3 separate regions of the Homo sapiens genome follow, and all the other regions are linked to region 1. The links are chromatin loops, found by intact Hi-C in ENCODE. Cell type or tissue: CD14-positive monocyte. All regions are shown on one strand. Region 1 has its middle 13 kb from the start of DTX4. Region 2 overlaps GLYATL1-AS1 (GLYATL1 antisense RNA 1). Region 3 overlaps LOC105369315 (a long non-coding RNA gene).

The links. A loop is a pair of places that touch in the nucleus more often than their neighbours do. Peaks named below come from ENCODE experiments on the same cell type or tissue, not always from the same donor. Only the 100,000 strongest peaks of a DNase experiment are listed, where the experiment ranks them.
Region 2: a loop joins it to region 1, with 3 times the contacts of the local background. A loop is called at or near these places in 13 of 110 quality-filtered maps.
Region 3: a loop joins it to region 1, with 6 times the contacts of the local background. A loop is called at or near these places in 52 of 110 quality-filtered maps.

What each region holds. Positions count from the first base shown.
Region 1 is chr11:59,157,549-59,160,048 of GRCh38, reverse strand. No RefSeq gene overlaps it. Among named protein-coding and RNA genes, the nearest start is that of DTX4, 13 kb to the left of the region's middle. RefSeq lists an enhancer at 1,258-1,307. In CD14-positive monocyte, CTCF peaks have their summits at 1,192 and 1,391 (motif pointing right); a DNase peak (open chromatin) is centred at 1,468; H3K4me3 peaks cover 923 bases; H3K27ac peaks cover 997 bases.
Region 2 is chr11:58,957,735-58,960,234 of GRCh38, reverse strand. The region is part of intron 5 of GLYATL1-AS1 (GLYATL1 antisense RNA 1); the gene reads left to right. Among named protein-coding and RNA genes, the nearest start is that of GLYATL1, 19 kb to the right of the region's middle. In CD14-positive monocyte, CTCF peaks have their summits at 1,313 and 1,513 (motif pointing left); a DNase peak (open chromatin) is centred at 1,524.
Region 3 is chr11:59,095,846-59,098,345 of GRCh38, reverse strand. It overlaps LOC105369315 (a long non-coding RNA gene), which reads left to right. Exons shown (of 3, transcript XR_007062680.1): 1 at 1-714; 2 at 900-1,027; 3 at 1,436-2,092. Among named protein-coding and RNA genes, the nearest start is that of FAM111B, 10 kb to the left of the region's middle. RefSeq lists an enhancer at 417-586 and a silencer at 1,200-1,309. In CD14-positive monocyte, CTCF peaks have their summits at 861 and 1,061 (motif pointing left); a DNase peak (open chromatin) is centred at 1,015.

The sequences.
Region 1 (2,500 bases):
AGACCCCACTCAAGGCTGGCAGCCTATAGCATCCCCTGTAAATTGGCTGAAACAGTATACCCATGCATGGAATATGCTACCTTCAGAACCCAAAGAGATTTATCAGGCAGTGTACTTTCTTTTTCTTCATGGGGTATGCAAGATTCAATAATTCATCCTTTTCTTTGGATGGGTGGTCTTAGCATGCCCCTGATTTAGGGGGCCTCTGATTCCTCACGGGGTTTATTTCCTGTCACCTGAAATGCATGTGTACCGGCACCTCCAAGGTAGTTGATTACTTCTTGCCATCTGGCCTAATTAGCATGTTAACATCGATATAGTAGACAGGTGTGATGGTCTGAAGGAAGTACAAGTAGTCCAAATCTTTTCTATCTATATTATAACAGAAGGAACACTATATCTAATATAGTCCTGGGGCAAAAATACACATGTACACTGTTGTCTATTCCATGTGAGTGGAACTATTTATGATCCCTTTTTCTGATAGAGATAGAAGAGAATGCATTAATTCAACTGATGGCCACATACCATGTACCTGATTAAATGTGCATTTGCTCTAGCAAAGATTCCACATCTGGCACAGTGGCTGCAACTGGGCCCACCAGTTGGTTGATTTTGTGATAGTGAATGGTCATTCTCCACAACTGATGAACTAAATGCATACATGACAGGGAGCATCATTTCTGTATCCTTTAGATCCTTAAGGATGGCACTAAGTTTCATGCCTTGTGCCCATTGGAGTCATCCAGTGAAAAGTGGAGCAGAGTGCCCTAAAGACTTACAGTGCTGAGGAGATAAAAATTGGAGTTCTGAATTCGATAACGCAGGAAGTGGGAGGACACTAGTAAACATCCCAAGGCCTCAGCTGGGGCCCTTCCAGGCTACACTCTAGAAGTGAAGCCAACCAGAGGTAGACAGAGCCTTGGCATTATACAACTGAGTCTCAAGTTGATTTTATCCATGACTGAAATCTGATCATTAAAAGGTCTGATTGATAATCAGACCTCTTAATTGATAATCAGACCTTAATGATCTGATTTCACTCTGTATCAGGAGGATACAGTAAACCCTCCTTGGAGGAAAATAACATAATTCAGGTGACAAAGTAAGAGATAACATTTCACCCGGAAAGGCATCTGACATTTTCTTTTCTTGTAAAACCAATGTGACGCCAAGACCACCCTGGCTGAGCTCTTGAATATACCATTTTCATTTAACTGCTTTTTTGGCCTTTTGGATTCTCCCTTTGTTAGTCAACCAGTCTTAGTTGACCCAAGACCCAAAAGGGATGCCAGATGGAAGAGGCATCCTTGAGTCAGGCAGTGGATCTCAAGAGTTTGGCAGCAGGGTAATTGACAGCTGCCTTTATTGGTGTGTACTTGTGGCTACCTCCAGTAGGTGGCAATGTTGTCCTAGGAAATGGCCTCTGAGCGCTTCTGTATTTAAGCAAAGCTAGGATTTCCCATTCTTTTGAAGAGTCTATATTGTTGTTGCTAGACTACTGAGAGGGGACAGGGAAACAAACTGAGAGGATGATCTACATGTCCCACAGGAAGCAGTTGCTGAACAGGGTGATCCTCTCTGACACGAGATGAGGAAGTGAAGGCACTCAACATCATTCCACAACAACGGTATCTTGAATCCGCCCAAGGAGCTCCATCTATAACGTTACTTTAGCTTTCTTTCTCTCACAGCAAATCATACCTAAACTCCATCAGTTGAATTCGTTTGCTTTTCCCCCTGTAGGAGCATAATGAAAATCAGGCTCCAACAATTGTGCCTGTCTAGGAGCCCAGGGAAGTTCAGGGTGAGAGGGAAAGGACAGCTAGGGTGGCAAATGGAAGACAGCAGAGAGAGAGAGGGAAGAAAACTTAGTTGCTAGCCTTTTCCCTCCTTTAACTCCTTGCTGCAGGGTCAGAATCTAAGCACAAGTGTCAGTTCTTTTCCATGCACCTCTCAGTATTTGGTGAACACCCAGGCCCAGAGATCCCTTTCTACCCCTATGTACACTGCCTCAGCTCCATCCTTTAGTCCTTGGTGCCTTTGGCCATTCCTGTGCCCAACATCTTGTTCTCTTACAGGACAGGGTAGGATGGTGACTTGGACACCTGAATCCAACAGAGCCATAAGCTTGAGCCCTTCCCTCCCTGAAGTTCCCCAGTATATGCACACAGGTGTGCATGGCCTCCGTCCCATTTGGGGACAGAGATATCTCAGTTGCATTCTAATTATCTTTCTCTAAAAGCAGCTGAGGTTGAGGCAGAAGGGAAGGGATGGGTTAAAGGGGGGCAAAGGGGAAGGAAATTGGCTACATGTATTTTTAGTTTTGAATGACTAGTTTGTATTCAATCAAATAAATTTCAAATGTTTTGTTCGCCCGAAGCTATATATCAAATAGCAAGGTCCTTATTGCTGACACCATGTATTTCAACTTCAGGGATTCTTCACTCAGTAGCCACAACCACGTTGCTTTTCTGCTGGGCTGTGGGGCTTGCTGCTC
Region 2 (2,500 bases), 200 kb after region 1:
AGTAGAACTGGCCCAGGCTTATCTGCCTGAAAGGGCAACTGTTTGAGGTAGAGGGAACTGGCAGAATAGGAGGGGTGGAATCTTCCTGGGAGAAAGTAAAAAGAATTCTAGGTGGAGAGGAGATCAAGATGTGAACCAAACACATGTCTTCTAAATTACTATAGGAAATGTTGGAAAGGACTTTAGAACAAACAATAAATATGTCATAGGAGGAAAACAAAGAGAAGTCTTTGGGCCAGAAATAGAAACTGTTAAAAACAAAACAACAACAACAAAACATAAAAATAAAAAAAAAAACCTTTAAGTTTGAAAATGACAGAAGTTAAGAAGTGGAAAGTTGCATGGGATATGCTTTCATTGCGGCCTCTCTGATAAACCATTCCCCAGTCCATCTTTGTATCCTTGCTTGTCCTAAGCAGCATGGTAGCAGCCGTGGCATTCATCAGGCTAAAGTGGTCATTTTTGGCACTTGGGCTAGAGATGGCAGTGAAGCAGAATCATTTGGGTAAATGCCAGAGGCTTTTTGTCTCACAATAAGGAAATTGAAGATGTAGACACAGAAGGAGTGGATTTAAGAGTGGAAGGTTAATAGGCAAAAGAAAGAAGAGAGAGTTCCCTGTGCATTGGAAGGGTGCCTGAGCGGGTTTCTGGGTTTGGGGCAAGTTGCGGCTGGTTTTATAGATGAGCTTGAGGAGCCAGTGTCTGATTTACACAGGGCTCAGAGGGTTGGTTGGACCAGGTGTGAATGCACGAAGAGGCTGGCCATCCCATCCTAATCTTTTATTATGCAGATGGGGTCTCTATCTGGCCAGCGCCATGTTGCCTGAACACTTGAAGACAAAGAAAAGGGAAGAAGAGGCAGGGCGCCGTAGCTCACGCCTGTAATCACCGCACTTTCTGAGGGCGAGGAGGGTGGATCACGAGGTCAGGAGTTCAAGACCAGCTTGGCCAAGATGGTGAAACCTCGTCTCCACTAAAAAAAATACAAAAAAAAAAAAATTTAGCCGGGCCTGTTGGTGGGCTCCTGAAATCCCAGCCACTCAGGAGGCTGAGGTAGAGAGCTGCTTGAACCCGGGAGGCAGAGGGTGCAGTGAGCCGACATCGCCCCACTCCACTCCAGCATGGGCAACAGAGCGAGACTCCGTCAAAAAAAAAAAAAAAAAAAAAAAGAAGAGGACACCTCCATGTTGAACATGCGAGTATGCCTGGCTTCCAAGTATCCCTTTTCTATTGGCATAGGTGCCGGCATTCCCCTTTGCAAGTTTTAGCTTGCTTATCTATGCTTGCAGCTGATTTTTCAGGCTGATTGTTGTTAGAAAACAAAATTAGATGGGGGCTGCTTTTTTATTAAAAGGAAAACCTTACCAACGACTCCCTTACCCACACTAACTGCCTAAATAATTGATTTTTTTAGCTCCTGTATCAGCAGTGCTTGCCCCTGATAGATGATGATCATGGGGGGACCAGGAGCCTCTAGACTTAGAGAACTTTCCCCACCCTCCCTGTGGAGTGTTTCCCTCCCCAGCACCCCCTGCTGGTCAGTTTGACAAACAGATGAACAGAAGTTCTCAAATACACAGTAAGCAGATAACCCCAACATCACCAGAAATATCAACTTGTGATGGCATTTTGTCAAGTTGTCTTTGTTATCGGCATCATCTGTTGCTTTCTGAGGGAAGTATTTTGAGTTCTCCTACTGAGACTGTGGATTTGCCTATTTCTTTTTGTATGTCAGCTTTTGCCATATGTATTTTGTAGTTGTGTTGTGAGGAAGATTCATGACTTATCTTGTGGGAGAATTCTGTATTTAGCAGATTTTCGTCTTAAGTTCTGTTTTGCTTAGTATTGATGTTATTACTTTGCTTTTTCAGTTTCAAAATCATTTAGTATATCTTTTTCCTTTCTTTTAGCCTTTGTGTTTTTATTTCAGATGTGCTTTCTTATGTACTGACTGTGATCCCCAAATTCATATGTTGAAGTCCCAACTCCAAATGTATTTGGAGGTGGGCCTTTCAGACGTAATTGAGTTTAGATGACGTCATGAGGGTGGAGCCCCCATGATGACACTAAGTCCTTCTAAGAAAAGGAAGAGAGTCTGAGCCCTCCTCTACACCATGTGAGGGCACAGAGAGAGAGCAGCCATCAACAAGCTGAGAGAGGAGGACTGAGAATGAAACCTACCTCGCCAGAACCTTGTCATATCCCTTCCCGGTTTCCAAACGAGTGAGAAATCAATTTCTGTTGTGTAAGCTACTCAGTGTATGAAACTTTGTTATGGCAGCCAGAGCAGATTAATGCATGCTTCTTGGACTTTGTTTTTAACTCAATATGAAAAACATATGTTTTAATAAAAAAATTACCCCATTCATCTGTATTGTGTTTACTGATAATTTTGGACTTATTTTTGCCATATTTAAGAAATCCTCCTTCCTCTTTCCCATGCTTTCTTGTGTTTTTTTAATCCAAGTGGATGATAAGGTTTGGGAATCACTATCGTAAC
Region 3 (2,500 bases), 62 kb after region 1:
GTTTGTCTGGGGAAATGCCAGAGGTTTGCTGTCTCACAGTATGGAAATTGTAGATGTGGACACCAAAGGAGTGGGTTTAAGAGCAAAAGTTTAATAGGCAAAAGAACAAAGAGAGAGTTTCCTCATGCATTGGAAGGGTGCCTGAGCAGGTTTCCGGGTTTGGGGCGAGTTGTGGTTGGTTTTATAGAGGAGCTTGAGGAGGCAGTGTCTGATTTACATAGGGCTCAGAGGGTTGGTTGGAGCAGGTGTGCTATTTATGTGATGCACGAAGAGCCTGGCCATCCCACATGAATCTTTAGTATGCAAACGGGGCCTCTACCTGGCCTGTGCCGTGTCGCCTGCACAAGTGAAGACAAAGAAAAGGAAATAGGCGGCCAGGCGTGGTAGCTCATGACTGTAATCCTAGCACATTTGGAGGCCAAGGACGGTGGATCACGAGAGGTCAGGAGTTCAAGACCAGCCTGGCGAAGATGGTGAAACCCTGCCTCTACTAAAAAAACACGAAAAAAAAAATTAGCCATGCGTGATGGTGGGCACCTGTAATCTCAGCTACTCAGGAGGCTGAGGGAGAGAATTGCTTGAACCCAGGAGGGGGAGGTTGTAGTGAGCTGAGAATGCACCACTGCACTCCAGACTGAGTGACAGAGCAGGATTCCATCTGAAAAAAAAAAATAGGAAGAGGAAACCTCTATGTTGAGTACGCCTGACTTCCAGGTATCCCTTTTCTATTTGCATAGGTGCCGGCATTTACCTATGCAAGCTTTTAGCATGCTTGCGGCTTGATTTTTTAGGCTGATTTTCGCTAGAAAAGCGATTATATGGGGGCTGCTTTTTATTAAAAGAAAAACCTTACTGAGGACTCTCTTACCTACACTAACTGCTTAATAATTTCTTTTTAGCTCCTGTATCAGCAGTGCTTGTGCCTGATAGGTGATGATCATGAGGGGGACCAGGAGCCTCTAGACTTAAGAGACAAGTTGCCAGCATTCTCCAGATGGAGTGTTTCCCTCCCCAGCACCACCTGCTGGTCAGTTTGACAAGCAGATGAAGGGAAGTTCTCAAATACACAATAAGCAGATAACCCCAACATCACCAGAAATAGCAAGTTGTGATGGCAGTTTGTCAAATTGTCTTTATTTTTTGTCAGCATCATCTGTTGCTTTCTGAGGGAAGTTTTTTGAGTTCTCCCACTGAGACTGTGGATTTGCATTTTTCTTTTGTATGTCTGTCAGCTTTTGCCATGTATAGTTTGTAGTTGTGTTGTGTTGTGAGGCAGATTCATGACCTATGTTGTGGGAGAATTTCTGTATTTAGCAGATGTTCAACTTACGTTCTATTTTGCCAAGTGTTGATGGTATTACTTTGCTTTTCAGTTTCACGTTCATTTAGTATATCTTCTTCCTTTCCGTGAACCCTTGTGTGTTGTTTATTTCAGATATGCTTCCTTATGAACTGACGGTGACTCCCAAATTCATATGTTGAAGACCCAACTCCCAACGGACTTGGAGGTGGGCCTTTGAGAAGTAATTGGGTTTAGATTAAGTCATAAGGGTGGAGCCCCCTTGATGGTATTAAGTCCTTCTAAGAAAAGGAAGAGAGTCTGAGCTCTCCTCTGTCTCCACCATGTGAGGGCACAGAGATGTATGCTTCTTGGATTTTGTTTTTAACTCAGTATGAAAAACATATATTTTAATAAGAAAATTACCCCATTCATTGTTAGTGTGTTTATTGATAATGTTGGACTTACTTGTGCCATATTTAAGAAATCCTCTTTCATCCTTCCCATGCTTTCTTGTTGTTTTTTTAATGCAAGTGCATGATAAGGTTTAGGGATCACTTTTTTAACAGGTCCACGAAGGGCTAGATAAGGGAAGCTGGTTTGCGTTCAGGGAAGCGGCAGAGGAGGGAAGCTGGCAGCTGGGCTGTGCTAAGATGACCTTAGCCCCAGACCCTGGATGAACATCCTCTTCTGGATACAGGACCTGCCCGAGGCATCATTTTGAAATAGTCAAATTTTATTTGCTTTGTGTTCTTTCATCACATATATTAGCTTTTGCCTCTTGAGTGCCAAAATATAGCTGTTTTTATATTACCCCAAGTTCCTGAGTTTATTTTTTAGGTAAGAATTTTCCACCCTTTGAAATCCCAAATGACATGTTTACTCTCTTTCTCAGACCATGCTTTCATTTCAGTCAATGTAACAAATCAGCCAGGTCTCAGGAGTTTAGAAATCTGATTGGATTGATTTATACTAAGCGGTAACAGATCTACCACAGCCTTCTAAGATGAATTGGAGTTTCTTAAAAACTCCATGACCTACACTATTCTTTAGGTGCTGGAATTGCACACTTTCAAATCACATCAAGTATAAACATTCAATTTTGTGGGGGGTTATTTTCTATGGAGAGATGAGGTGTTGATTAATACTGGTAGGCTTTACTCCAAAAGACAATTCTATTAAGATTTCTTTTGTTTTTTAAAATCTAGACTATCAGAAGGA